Regions from separate parts of the Homo sapiens genome. Here region 2 is linked to region 1. A link is a contact called in ENCODE Hi-C data. All regions are on one chromosome and are shown on one strand. Each heading gives the region's core, a stretch centred on a gene start or an enhancer-like site at or near the end of the contact. The rest is flanking DNA. Distances are from core to core; before and after follow the strand shown.

Region 1 (7,299 bases), core at 3,509-6,008:
ACTCCACCTCTACAAAAAATACAAAAATTAGCCAGGTGTGGTGGCACATGCTTGTAGTCCCAGTTACTTGGGAAGCTGAGGTGGAAAGATCACCTGAGCCTGGGGCAGTTGAGGCTGCAGTGAGCCATGATTGCACCACTGTACTCCAGCGTGGGCAACAGAGTGAGACCCTCTTTCAAAAAAAAAAAAAAAAAAAGGAAAAAGAAAAAAAGAATATCCTGGATAGCTTTTTTTATCTTTTATTTTTAAAATTTATTTTTATTTTAGATTCAGGGTGTACATGTGCTTGTTTGTTACATGGGTATATACATACTGGAGGGAATTGGGTTTCTAGTGTACCCAATACCCAAATACTCAAATAGTGAACATTGTACCCAACAGGTAATTTTTCTTTTTTTTTTTTTGAGACAGAGTTTCACTCTTTAGCCCAGGCTGGAGTAAAGTGGCATGATCTGGGCTCACTGTAACCTCCGCCCCTCGGGTTCAAGTGATTTTCCTGCCTCAGCCTTCCAAGTAGCTGGGATTACAGGTGGCCGCCACCACGCCTGGCTAATTTTTGTATTTTTAGTAGAGACGAGGTTTTACCATGTTGGCCAGGCTGGTCTCAAACTCTTGACATCAGGTGATCCACCCGTCTTGGCCTCCCAAAGTGCTGGGATTACAGGCGTGAGCCACCACGCCCAGCCCCGACAGGTAATTTTTCAACCCTCGTGCTCCTCTTTTGGAGTCTCCAGTATCTGTAATTTCCATCTTTATGATCTTATGTACCCATTGTTTAGTTCCCACTTATAAGTGAGAACATGTGTCTTTGGTTTTCTGTTTCTGAGTTGTTTTTCTTAGGATAATGGCCTTCGGCTCCACCCATATTGCTGCAAAGGACGTGATTTTGTTCTTTTTTATGGCTGCATGGCAGGCTTTTAAAAACTATCAATGTCTGAGTCAATACCAATAAAAGTATATCTGGTAGTAGGACCTAAACATTACCATTTTTTTAAAAGTTCCCCAAGAGACTCTTTTTTTTTTTTTGAGATGGAGTTTTGCTCTTGTTGCCCAGGCTGAAGTGCAATGTTGCAGTCTCGGCTCACTGCAACCTCCACCTCCTGGGTTCAAGTGATTCTCTTGCCTCAGCTTCCTGAGTAGCTGAGATTACAGGCACCCACTGCCACACCCGGCTAATTTTTTGTATTTTTAGTAAAGACAGCGTTTCACCATGTTGGCCAGGCTGGTCACGAACTCCTGACCTTGTGCAGAACTGAGAACTGCTGGTATAGAATAAACCTGGAAAGCAACACAGGAAAATGGGTGCTGTGTTTGCCTCTAGAAAGGTACACCAGGGTAAGAATAGGCTATGAGGAAGATTTACTTTTTACTGTAAACCCTTGACCTTTTTAATTTGTTTACTTTGTGTTACCTATTTCCAAGAACAATCAAGCTAACATTTTACAAAATGTTTTGCAAAAAAGTAAAATGGCCCAGGCATGGTGTCTCATGCCTGTAATCCCAATACTTTGGGAGGCCAAGGTAGGAGGATCACTTCAGGCCAGGAGTTTGAGGCCAGGAGTTTGAGATCAGGCTGGGCAACATAGGGAGACCCCCATTTCTACAAAAAAATAAAAAATTAGCTGGGTGTGGTGGCGTTCGGCTGTGGTTCTAGACACTCAGGAGGCTAAGGTGGGAGGATCACTTGAGTCCAGCAGTTCGAGGTTAGAGGGATCTATAATTGCGCCACTGCACTCCAGCCTGGGTGACAGAGCAAGACCCTGTCTCTTAAAAAAAAAAAAAAAAAAAAAAAAAAAGACACTTATAGCAGTGAAAATGAAGCCTGAATAGCACACTAGGAATAGTTCATTCAATAGTGGGAATCCAGTGGGAGTTCAAGGTCCAGTGGGGCCTCAGAGGAAGTGACTAGTCCCACCTGGGAAGAATGGGTGGTCAGGAATGCTGAGGAGGTAAATCCTGAAGTGGCCCCAACCTGAAAGGACTTATTTGCTGGCCCACCATGCCTCCAGTGCATACATCATTAGTTACGCTTTGGAAAAGCTGTTTGGGAAGAGTAATGGCTATAAAATGTGGCCCTCCGGCTGCCAGTCACCTCTGTGAACCCTGAGACCAACAGGAGGGAAAAAATGCCCAGGCTAGGAGGCGTAAAGAGATCCAAGTGCTGCTGATGTGATGTCATCGAGGAAAAGCTAATTATTGGCCAGCTTTCCAGTAGCAGGGATTTAGTTATTCACCCCCACCCCCCACCCCACCCCTCCACCCGCTGCCTTTGATTCCTGTTGTGGAGCACTGGAACATCGGTGAAGGGAAAGTAGCATGGCAGACCAAAGTCTGGCTCCATGGAGCTCCTTGGGATGTGTGTGTGGAGATCAGCGAGGGACCACAACAGTAAACAGCAGCCAGGGATGCTGAACTAGGAGGCAGAGAGGCACCAATGGCCAACCTAAAGCTTCTTTACTAGCACCTTCTCCTGGCCCCGGGCCATAGCTTGCATGTTCTTGGGTGCTGGCATGTCACAGCTCCCAGGTCAAAATCCACCTCCATCCCATCTCAAAATCTACTGCTTGTTAGCTGAATAAACTTGGTAAGTAATACTATTCTGAGCCCCAATTTCTTCGTCTGTGATGCAGATGAATATGTATGAAATAAAATCAAAGAATGATAGGCAGTATTAAATTTGACTGGTCTGGTTTTTTATTTTTGCTTTTGTTTTTATTTTTGAGATGGGGTCTCACTCTGTCACCCAGGCCGGAGTGCAGTGGCACGATCTCGGCTCACTGCAACCTCTGTCTACTGGGCTCAAGCTGTCCTCCCACCCCAGCCTCCTGAGTAGCTGGGACTACAGGCACATGCTACCATGCCTGGCTACTTTTTTCTATTTTTGGTAGAGTTGGAGTTTCACCATGTTGTCCAGGCTGGTCTCTAACTCCTGAGCTCAAGTGGCTTATAGGCATGAACCACCATGCCCGGCCAAATTTGGCCAATCTTTATTGGTGCCTGTTATATGCAAGGTCCTGGCTTCCCCACACAGACAAGAAAACAAACAAATAAATGAATAAATGTCAGCTGCAAGGATTGGAGTGGATTCTTGCATTTGCATAGCACAGTGAGTGTAGTGGTTAAGAGTGGGCTTTGCAGTCAGACGTGACTGTGTTAAAATCATGCTACTGTCACTTATTAACTGTGGGACGTTGGGCAGATCACCTAACATCTCTGAGCCTCATTTCCTCACCAAAAAAAAGAAGAATCATAATATGGCACCTCCTCTAAAGCTGTTGTGAGGATTAACTCATGTAATGAATGTGAAGAGTTCTGCGCAGGCACGTGATAAACATCCAGAAACTGTTTATTCTGCTTGTTGTGCAGTCTTTAGGGCTTAAACAAAGTACTTTACACTGATTGCCTTACCTGACCCTCTCCAGGACTCTGGGTGCTAGGGCATTAACTACCCTTTGAAAGGTGAAAACATTGATGCCCATTGAGGTGAAATGATTTGTCTTCAGCCACAAGGGGCAGCATCAGGAGTAGAACCCAAGTGTTTGTGTTCTGATTCCCAAGACAGCTTATGACGTTTTGGAAACTCTGAATCTGATGGGTGACAGAAACTTGGGGATCATCTCTAGATAAGAAAGGGAGTTCCTTGAATGACTGTGAAGACGTTCACCGGAAAGGGAAGGAAAGGAAGTTAATCATGCTTCCTTCACAGGCCCTCCTTCACCCCCATCTAGTGGGCACATGCAAGCTACAAACAAGGTGAGGAATGAACAAATTAATACATACTCAATAGTGGCCAGTTCGAGGCAGATAATTAAATCAAGATGACCTGAAAGGATGTGACTGGCTGTGGCTAGTTTACACAGGGTGGTCAGGGACGGCCTCGCCATGGAGAGGGCTGGTGTTTTGGCTGAGACCTGAGAGACCAGAAGAAATCTGATGGCCAGAACCAATGTTTAGGTCCCTAAAGAGAACAAGCGTGGCGAGCAAAGGGGGCCAGTATGGGTGGAGATCAGCGAGGGAGGGGGGCAGAGATGAGTGCCCGAAGCACACAGTACCTTGGCATAGGGAGGGTTTGATTTTACCTACAAATGCCATTAAACCCACTAAGGATTTTAACAAAAACTACAATTACATTTTAATTTACATTTTATGTTTTATAGAGACAAGGTTCGGCTATACTGCCCAGGTTGATCTCGAACCCCTGGGTTCAAGCGATCCTCCCTACTCGGTCCCCCAAAGTGCTGGGATTACAAGCGTGAGCCGCTGCGCCCGGCCTTTTAATTTACATTTTAGCCTTCCGGTTACTGGAATCTTTGATGGGGAATGAGTTATAGTGAGGCAAGAGCCTCTAACATTCTAGGAGCTCTTTTCCCGTTCGGGGCCTCAATTTCCCGTTCTACAAAGGCGGGTGGGAGGGAACGGGGTCCCAAGTAGTACTGGATAAAGAGGTGGCCGATCGCAAACGCTGAGCACTTCAAAACTCTGGGCAGAGCGCTTCCGCGCCTCTCCTGCTATTTCACCCTGGCCACAGGCTAGCCGCCGAGGCCGGTCATCCGCTCTCTCCGCGGAGGAGTCAACGCCACGGAAGCAGCGGCGGAACCTCTCTAAGAATCCTTCCAGCTTGTGCTCTTCTGTCCAGGGCAGCCAATCGCGAGGAGGAGAGTAGTCAGAGGGCGGCACCCTCCCCGGTCTGGGCCGAGTTATTGGCTGGTGGTAGCGTCGCTCGCCCGGCAGTACCACGTGACGGCCTCGGCCGCGGGCGTTTACACTGGCTCTGCCTCCGGCATCTCTTCGCCGGTGCGTCCTCGCCGCGCCCGTAGGTCCCGGCAGCCGGGCCCCGCCTCCTTCGGAGTCCGAGCGATGGGCGGGGAAAGGGACAGGCAGGTATAGCTCTGTCGGCGCCGCGGTGTCCACCTCAGTCAGGCCACGGTGGAAGACGCGTGCCGCGGCGCCTGGTTGCCTGCAGCGGCCCGGACCCGAGAGGTGAGAAGAGGGAAGCGGACCAGGGAAGAGGGAGGGAGCGGTGCTGGCCGCCAAGCGGTCAGCGGGCCCCTCCCAGAGTCATTCTGCCTGGGTCCCCGCGCGGTAGAATCCCAGATCAGGGGTCGCCGCCGTGGAGCGGGGCGTGCGTCAGGTTATTTCCCGGGTGGTCCGGGGCCGGGCGAGTGGCACTGCACCCTGGTGATCCGGGCCTGCCCGTCTGGCTGGCGGCTGCCCACCCGCCCTCCATCCCGCGTATCTCGCCGTATCTCGCCGGGTGCCACGCACTCCGCTGCTTTTCCAGTCCTCGTTGATCCGTCTCGAACCTAGATATCTGGAATAGGGATCGAGGAGATAGGAGCCACCACCACCTCGGACAGATGGGGAAACTGAGGCCGGCACAGGCGAGACGGCTTGGTTATCTTGGTTATTAAAAATCACACACCCGATTAAGTACAAAATCAGGACCTGTTCTTTCGGACTCACACACTAAGTTGGTATTATTTCACTGGATGGATGGAAACACTGAGAAGACAGAGAGGGCCCAGAGCCTTGCCTAAAAATACACAGCAAGTCTTTTGCAGAGCTAGGACTTGTACCCAGCTCTCCAAACTCATAGACTATCAGCCTGGGCTCCTTCCTTGCACAGATTGGGGATCACAGTGAGTTAGAAACATTCAGAACTTAAATTGCCTTCCGGCGCCCATTCTAGTTAACCTGTCTTTTCTCCTTGTCCCCAACAGTTCTTTATGTGAAATCTACAACTAATGTGATATGCAATACTAGATTAAGCAGAACTTTTTGTTTTTGAAAATTGAATCAATAAGAAATGGAGGGCCAAAGCTGTGGGAAAGGAATGGACCCTTTAAAATCAGGAATCTCAAGGCAGGATATAGCAAGGGACAGAGACTAATAGCTGTCGTTTATTGAGTAAATGCTATGTGCCAGGCACTGTGGTAGGTAGTTGTGTTAGCCTTACAAACCAGCAAGTTAGGTAATGTTACCCCATTTTACAGGTCAGAAATTGATGCTGAGTACAGTGAAGTTTTACAAAACCATTGCCATATGACTGCTGAGCAGTATAGCTGGGATCTGAACAGAGATCTGTTTGACTTCCAGAACACATCCAGTGATTCTCCAAGTGTGGTCCTAAGCTCACTCGTTCAGCATCATCTAGCGTGTGGAGTCCTGGATCTCATCCTTGGATTTGCAGGGATGGTCCTAAGAAGCTAACGGCTCTCTGTATTTGACAATTATTGTACTGTAATGTGCTGCCTCCTAGGGGAAGATCTAGAGGTGAACATACTCTGGGCTAGGGGTAATTTTTGAGGGAAAAAAATCACTTTTTTTTAATTTCTGATTTGACTTTTTTTTTTTTTGAGACCAGGTCTTACTCTGTCATCCGGGCTAGGAGTGCAGGGGCGCGATCTAGGCTCACTGCAGCATTGACCTCGTGGGTTCAAGCAAACCTTCCACCTCAGCTTCCTGAGTAGCTGGAACCACAGGTGCACGCTGCCATACCTGGCTAGTTTTTGTAGTTTTTGTAGAGATGGTGTTTCACCATGTTGCCCAGTCAGGTTTCAAACTCCTGAGCTCAAGCAATCCTCCTGCCTTGGCCTTCCAAAGTGCTGGGATTACAGGCATGAGCCACTGTGCCCTGCCCACACTTTTATTTTTTATTTTCCCCCATGATTGACAGAAGGATAATCACGCTTTTAGTGAATGTAAACCCCCAGGCAGATGCTTGCCAAGCTTAATTTCTTGACATAAGCTTGGTTTTGGCATGTGGGGGCGGAAGAGTGGGGTTGGAGAGTTAAGTGAGAATGGGGAAAGTAACTCCTTTTTCCTTATCATATAGCTGTTAAATTCTAATTCACTCAACAGATACTTGCTAAGCATTTATTAGGTGCAAGACATGTTCAAGACACTGAGAATACAGCTTTGAACAAAACAGAGCAAGTCAGTGCCCTCATGTGAAAGACAATTAACAATGTGTGGTATGGAATGGTGAGAAGAGCTATGGAGAAAAATAAAGGGCATAGGAGTGCAAGGCAGGGCTGGGCCCAGGAGGAAGACATGGAAATGGCAGCAATGGCAGTGGTGCTATATTTATTTATTTATTTATTTATTTATTTATTTATTTATTTTTTGAGATGGAGTTTCACTCTTGTTGCCCAGGCTGGAGTGCGGTGGCGCCATCTTGGCTCACTGCAATCTCTGCCTCCTGGGTTCAAGTGATTCTCCTTTGTCAGCCTCCCAAGTAGCTGGGATTACAGGCACATGCCACCACGCCTGGCTAATTTTTTTTTTTTTCTTTTTTTG
Region 2 (7,299 bases), core at 2,576-5,075, 260 kb after region 1:
GGAAGGCAGTGGAGGGGCAGGGGCTCCTACCCACACCATTAGGTCAGCCATATTCCCGAGGCCAAGTGAGGGTCAACAGGCTCCAGGGGTCACACTGGTTACCTGAGTGTTTGGTCTTCAGTGGGCCCTGAGCCCTGTGTTCCTGTCCATCACCCCAGCCCAGCTTATGCTCCTGAGCAGGTCCCGGCTGTCCTGCCTTCCAACCTTGGCTTAGGCAGGGCCTTCCGCCTTGATCCAGTGTCTTCCCGCCCACCCGTTGGGATCCTAGCCATCCTTTAAGTCCCTCCTAAATATACCCTCCCCTGTAAGCCTTCCTCAATTCCCTAACCAGATGTGGACGCCTAGAATCTTCAGGGGGTCTGACTCAGCCCGACATCTGGTGAGTCCTGACAGCCCAGCCCTGCCTGCCCAGGGCACTCACATCCTTTTGAGACAGTGCATTTTGTTTCCACATAGTGAAGACTCTCCTTGGACCCCAGAGTGCTTTGGGGCCACAGCAGGGCATGGTGCAGAGGCCTCAGGCTGCTCAGCCACACTGATCTGGATTTATTTCCTCCCTGGCTGTGTGGTCTTGGGGAAGTCACTTAACCTCTCTAAGCTCTCATTCTTTTACCTGTAAAATGTGGGCAATGACAGCTCCTACCACGTAGCAGCATCACCCATTGGCTTGGTGGGCATGTGATACACATTTATTGATTGGAGGAACACACTTGTGTCTACCATCTCTGTCCCACTACCAACTCCTCCAGGACAGAGACTGGACTCTCCTCATCTCTCAGTCGCCCCAGTGACTCCACAAGGCTGGTTCACAGCTTTGCACCATGAAGCATCAAACTGAACACAGTTCTTGGGTGGCTCTAGGGATATCCAGCAAAGAGTTAAGACAGTTGCAGGCCCCTCAGAATCCCACGTGACCCTTAGTTGCTGAGCCCCAGGGTCTGCGGTAGACAGGCTCCTCCAGACTCATTTTTTGCTGGTGGCTCATGGAAAGTTTGGTTCTTTGAGCTCCAGCCCACTCCCTCTGGGGCCTGAGTCCTCGCTGAAGCTGGTCCTGCCCTGGAAGGGCATCCAGGGCTGGCTGCCCGTCTGCGGATCCTTGGCCAACAGTCCCCCCTGCTCTGTCTCCGCCTGACTTCCTGCTGCCTTGGCCTTCTCCCCCAGGACAGAGCAGCAGCCCGCCCCCTCTGGCCACAGGGAGGCCTTTTCTCAGCACCCCCATTCAGAATCACTTTTTGTTTTGGGAAAGAAAGCCTTTTCCTGCTCAAGTCCATAGGCTCTGTGAGCAGCAACCCTAGAAAATTGCAGCCAGGGAGCCAGGTTCAGTGGCTGGTGCCTGTAATCCCAGCTGCTCAGGAGGCAGAGGCCATAGGACCGCTTGAGGCCAAGAGTTCGAGACTAGCTTGGGCGATGTACCAAGACCTCATCTCTACATTTTTTAGAAGCCAGGCTTAGTGGTTTGTGCCTGTAGTCTCAGCTACTCAGGAGGCTGAGGTGGGAGGATTGCTTTTGTTGTTGTTGTTTTGTGGAGTTTTTTTGAGACAGGTTCTCCTTCTATCAGCCAGGCCGGAGTGCAATGGCACAATCACAGCTCACTGCAGCCTTGACCTCCCAGGCTCAAGCGATCCTCCCACCTCAGCCTCCCTACTAGCTAGGATCACAGGTGTACACCACCACGCCAGCAATTTTTTTTTTTTTTTTCTGTAGAGACAGGGTCTCACTTTGTTGTCCAGGCTGGTCTGGAACTCCTGGGCTCAAGCAATCTTCCTGTCTCAGCCTCCAAAGTGTTAGGATTACAGGTTTAAGCCACCTTACCCAGCTGGGAGGATCTCTTGAGTGACAGGCTAAGAACCTTCTCTAAAAAGAAAAGAAAACTGTGGGCAGTAGGAGCCAAGGAGGCTTTAGGCATCTGCTGGTCAGAGTGGAACCCTGGCTCCATGGCCCCTCTGAATCTGCTGCTTCACCTCTCTGAACCCCGGTGTTCTCAGATGTGAAAGGGGAGAATAGCTTTCCCTTGGCAGGGGATTAAATGAGATAAATTAGATGCTCAATACATATTTTTAAAATGTGATCAAAGTGCTTAGCACAAAATGTGGCATGCAGGAACCCTCTAGATGGGATGCATCTCATTAGCCAGCTCTCCCTTGTACAGATAAGGAAACTGAGGCTCAGCTCCCACCTCCAACCAGCCTGGGGAGAAAGAGGCTGGGAGTTGGTGTGCCTGGAGCCAGGGACAGGCTAAACTGGAGGCCCAGGCTTGCCAGCACCATCTGTGTGCCCTGAGGACCCAGCCTCAGTGTCCCCATCTATAAAACAAGTGGGTTGAACAAGGACAGAGGGCTCTGCAGAGGTGCCTTGGTGGAGGGAGGTGAGGAAAAGGGAGCTCTCTGCTCCCACCCACTCCATGCAGCCTTCTGCTGGGGACCATGCCACGGGAGCTAGGGAGGGGAGCAGCACCCCTCTTCGGAGATGGATTGGGATTGGCTCTGCCTAGTAGGAAGGAAGTCTCAGTTCTCTTGCAGAATGAGTTTAAGGATTCAGAGCCCTGAAGGTTTTTCCAGTGAGCCAAATGCCCTGCCCAATCACTAGGAGTAGGGGGATACAGGGTGAGCGTGGGCACAGCAATAAAATCATCACAGTCCCAAGCCTGGCTTGACCTTGATTCTGCTGATCCGAGGTCAGGGTCTCAGAGAGCTTTGGGGCTTAGGGTGGTAGGACTTAGAGGCAGGGGAGGGGCCTATGGTCAATATTGATCTAGCTGAGTCAGGGGAGGACAGGGAAGTGGGAAGCCTGGGGTGGGGCTCCCTGATAACTGCATCTTCAGGCTGCCATTGTGACTGTGGAAACGGGGTGGGGACAATGCGGGGAGGGGGAAGGGATGCTCCATGCAAATTCCCAAACCTGGGCTTTTACTAAAACTACAGCTGCCTGGACCCCTGCCCAGAAGAATGGCTCTTATTCTGTGAGGGTGGGGCCCAAAACATCTGTGTGTTTAGCAAACTCCCTGGTGAATCTGCAGCAGCCAGCTCAGTTCTCACATATGGGGCCCACAGGTTCAGTGTCATTGTAATATGAGGAAACGAAGGCCCAGAGAGGGGATGTGACTCCTCCAAGGTCACTTTGGGAGAGGATGCTGACAGTCCTCCCTTTTCTCCTGGAAGGAAGGAGTCATCCCCCTCCAGCTCCCTCCACCTCCAGTTGAGGCCCTGGGTCTGGGAAGGAATGGCTGGGCCAGGGCGTCCTGAGGGAAGTGGCCTCTGAGACTTTGGTGGCCCTGGGTGGAGAAGGGAGGGCAGGGCTGGTCCCAGGAGGAAGGACAAGGAGAGGGCATTTCCACGGGACTGGACCTGCCCCACCCTGCCCTATGCACACCCCCCAGCACCTGCCAGGGGATGTTTCCTGAAAGATTTAGCACAACCCATGCCCTGAGAAGGCACCACATCATGGCAGATTCGGGGCTCACTCAGCCCTTAGACACCTCCGGCCCCCATGGCCTCCTCCCAAGCCTGTTCTGCTCACCCTGCCGCCACAGTTCTGGGCTCCCAGCCTTTGCTCTGGCCTCCACACTCTCCCTGCCTCCATCCCATCAAGCACCCCACGAAGTTTTATCCAGCCCAGTCACCATCTCTCCTTCTCCTTCCTCTGGGCTCCTGCACACTTTGCACCTCCAGATCCAGCCCCCATCCCAGCCTTCCTTGAGTTCTTGCTCTTTGCATGTCTCTCACTGTCTGGAATGGCATCAGAGATTCTTGGGGGACAGAAGTCATGAGACAGGTCTAGCTTATCACTGAGCCCTCCTTGGAGCCCAGCCCAGCCACAGCATGCCCCAGGGAAGCAGGTGTGGGAAGCAGGTGTGGGAAGCAGGTGTTCACAGCAGCTGAGAGCCTCAATCTCACCTCCCTCCCTCGTGCCCTGGGCCATCTTGGGTGGGTTCCTTTCCTCTGGGCACCTTCTTATTAACGGAATAAAGAGAATAGTAGTGCCCTCAGTGGAGGGGTATGCTGAAGATTGAGAGAGCACCTATAAAAGAGGTGGGGCGTGCCTGGCACTCAGTCAGTTCCCACTGTTAACCGTTGTTATTTCTGGGTGGGTGGAATACTCATGCCCACACAGCCTCCACTCCTCCTTCATTCCAGGGGCACATCTGCTAGGGGTCTTCTCTATGCAAGAATGACAGTATCTGCCACGTACATCCGGAGCACGGACAAGATGCTGTCCTGCCTTCAAGGAGCACACAGTTCTGCAGAAACTTGCTTAGGTGACTTCAAACCAGAGATCTGTGGTGAGGAAGGTGGAGCAGATTGTGGAAGCCCATGGAGGGACCTAGCCCAGGGACGGGGGAGGCTGGGGAGGGTGAGGGAACTTCCCAGAGAAGATGCTGGAGCCATGTCCTGAAGGGTGAGAAGGTGTCACAGTGCGCTCAGTGGGAAAATGCAAGGGAAATGGCCCTCTGCAGTGCCCTTTGGAGTATGGAGACTGTGGGTGTAGACAACCGAGAGAGAAGACAGTAGCTGGAAGGGGACAGAGTGTCAAAAGGGGAGGAGGTCCTAAGAATCCCAGTCACTCCTCGCTGGCTGTCCAGAGACCAGGGACAGGGCAGCACCGACCAGGGCAGGGGAGGCCCCTGGAGGGAACAGAGCACTGTGCTCTGAGTTAGAAGGCTGGGGTGAGCACTGGTCAGAGTCTTGCAAGAAGTCTCTTTGCCTTTGAGTCTCATCATTTTCATCTTCAAAATAGGACTGTTGTAACTAGGACAAGAGGTGTTGTGAAAGCACTTTGTGAACTGTAGAGCATCATTCTCCTGTGAGATAATAATAGTGTTTTAAGTGGAGTCGGTACTTTTTGAGAGTTAAAGGATATCTCACAGGGCATGGTAGACGTACTAGGGCCAAGGACTGCCTGAAACCTGCTCCTGTGCTGCCACCTGCTGGTGAAGGGACACAATGACCACCCAAGCCCTCAAAGCTTTCTGCAGGGGCCAGGCAGGAGCCACTGGGGCAAGTGAAGGCAGGGCTGGGAGGACGCCTGCCACTAAACCCTTGAGGACATCGGTGATGTCCGCAATAATAAAAAACTCTTCATTTTTTACTATTGGCATCTAATTCAAATTTAAAACATCATCCGCAAAGGTGGCAAATGGAAGCCCCCAAGCCTCTCTTGCTTTTCTCAGCCTTGGCCTGTGTTCTTACTGTGAAGGTCCTCCCCTGTGTGCAAGGGGCACACTCCCTATAGACACTGCCCCTGGCCATTCCACACACCAGCAGTGAGGATAGACCCGGAAGGCAGCTGGTGCAGGGATTCTGGAGTGCCAGGCACCCGGAGTATGGTCTAGAGGGAACTGTGGGCTCCGATGGGCACCTTTCCTTGGCCCCGTGGCATCCAGGCCTCTGGGCAATGGATGGGTGACCAGCTTGTCTGGTTGGCCTGGTGCTGTCCTGTTTTGAGCACTGAAAATCTCACACAGGTATCTGGGAAGGTTGGCCACTCTACCGTGGCCTGAAGGTGGCCAAAGCCTCTGCATCACCACTTTGGCTCTGCCCTGCCAGAAGCCAGCAGCTCGGGCTCCAAGGACCAAAGTGTCCCAGGCACTAGGTCCAGACATATGTTTATGGGTAAAGAGACCCTTCCTCCCCTTCCCCATTCTTTAAAGCACTCTCTGGCATGGTGAGTCCTGAGCACTCATCTGTGAGGCTGGGCTGAGGGAAGAGAATGGGTGGGGGACTTGTGGAATAACCTCCACATTGTACAGGGAAACTGAGGCCCAGAGGAGAAGAACCTTGCCCCAGGGCCCAAGAGAGGCTTTAGCTCTTGGCTGCTCAGGCAACCCATAGCCACCCCTTTGCTCTTGTTGAGGGTACCCCCATGTGCCTGGGAGAAAGCTGACCCCATCCCTGGCTCTACAGGTGGGGCATGTGGTCCAGGCATAATCCCACAGTGACTGGCTCAGCCTTGAGCATGTGACCACAGTTGGTCCAATCAGAATGAAGACCAGGACTTTTATTTTGCCATGGGGCAGATCTGGAACTGGAAACTAACAAAAACCTCCCAGCTCAGGGGCTTGACCAAGACAGGGACACACAGAGTGCACAGAAGTTTGTAGCTATTTATTGCACTGAAAACACCAAGAATAAAACAAACGCCCCTTCTTCCCATCCCACCCGCCCCCCCCAATAGCAGAAAGTTTGAGCAGTGTTCATTCAAGTTCACAGCCACATATTTTTAAAAAAGAAAAGAAAAAAAAAAAGAACTAAAACAAAACCCCAAACAAATAGTAACAAAGAAACCAGCACGGGGAGTCTGGCAAACTCATCCCCCAAAAGGGTCTCCCTTTGAAGGGAGACAGGAGGCCTTGGGTCAGGATTCGCACCATGGTGGGCACAAACCCAGGAGAACACTTTCCTGTAAACGTGTTTTCATGCTGGAGCCAAGGTTTTGACTTGGGTTTGGATTTTTATTTATTTATTTATTATTATTATTATTATTATTTTGCATCTAAAGGATGTTTTGGAGGAGCACAGAGTTTGTCTGGTGAGGGTAGGCTCTGGGCAGATTTTTCTGTGAGTCTCCCCTGCCTGCCACATCAGGATCATCCCTGGTGCCCTGTGGTGGCACCAGGTGGCTGCCCACCCACAGGCGTGGCCTTCACAGTGGGGGCCATCTCAGCCTGGGGTAGCGATCTGCCTCCACTTCTCTGGCACTTGGAGAGTGACACAGTGGACAGGAGGTGTGTCAGCCAATGAAAGGCAGGACCTCAGGCTCCTCCAGCTCAGTTTCCTCTGGCAGGGAAACCAAGCTCCAAAGAGGGAAAGGAACTTGCCCAAGGTCACACAGCAAGTCTGGTCAGAGCTGGGAATTGAAGCCTACTCACCCCAAATCACTGCTCTTTCCCCTGCAGTCCACTGCTGAAAAGCAGTTGACAGGCACCGACGAGGGGAATCAGGGGCAGGTGGGGGAGGGGATGGAGCCTGACCAGGTCTAGAAGTAAACAGGAGTCCAGCCAGTGACTATCCCTGCCAGTTCCTGCAGGTAAATTAGGCTTCACATAGCCAGACGTTTGCTCCTTCATCGGCTGGATGGGAACAAAGAACCCTTTTAACCAATGAGGGAACTGAGGCTGAAGAAGAGCTCAGACCTTGCTCGGTAATTACAGCAGCCCCTGGTGAAGGCCACACCCTCACCCTTGACTGGGGATGGCTGTAGGGAACTGGCAGCTCAAAAGGGGACAGGTGGTTTTGCCCCTGGGATAATGGGATCACTGGGCCTTACTGGGAAGCCCTCTGGGCCTGGGGCAGGCCAAGAGCC

What was found. A loop is a pair of places that touch in the nucleus more often than their neighbours do. Pooled maps may share reads with other maps.
Region 2: a loop to region 1 is called in a map of endothelial cell of umbilical vein, with 16 times the contacts of the local background. The contact joins the enhancer-like site here to the promoter of SLC26A2 in region 1. A Hi-C loop is called at or near these places in 3 of 168 maps with a recorded cell type or tissue (MCF 10A, endothelial cell of umbilical vein and mammary epithelial cell) and 4 of 50 pooled maps.

The regions. Positions count from the first base shown.
Region 1 is chr5:149,956,000-149,963,298 of GRCh38, forward strand. SLC26A2 (solute carrier family 26 member 2) reads left to right here and starts at 4,759. Exons shown (of 3, transcript NM_000112.4): 1 at 4,759-4,980. RefSeq lists enhancers at 3,175-3,778, 3,575-3,654 and a silencer at 4,695-4,814.
Region 2 is chr5:150,213,411-150,220,709 of GRCh38, forward strand. CAMK2A (calcium/calmodulin dependent protein kinase II alpha) reads right to left here. Exons shown (of 19, transcript NM_015981.4): 19 at 6,081-7,299. Among named protein-coding and RNA genes, the nearest start is that of SLC6A7, 27 kb to the left of the region's middle. Within about 2 kb of position 3,826, at least 2 of the 41 ENCODE cell types and tissues checked have a DNase peak (open chromatin) inside an H3K27ac peak, as active enhancers do.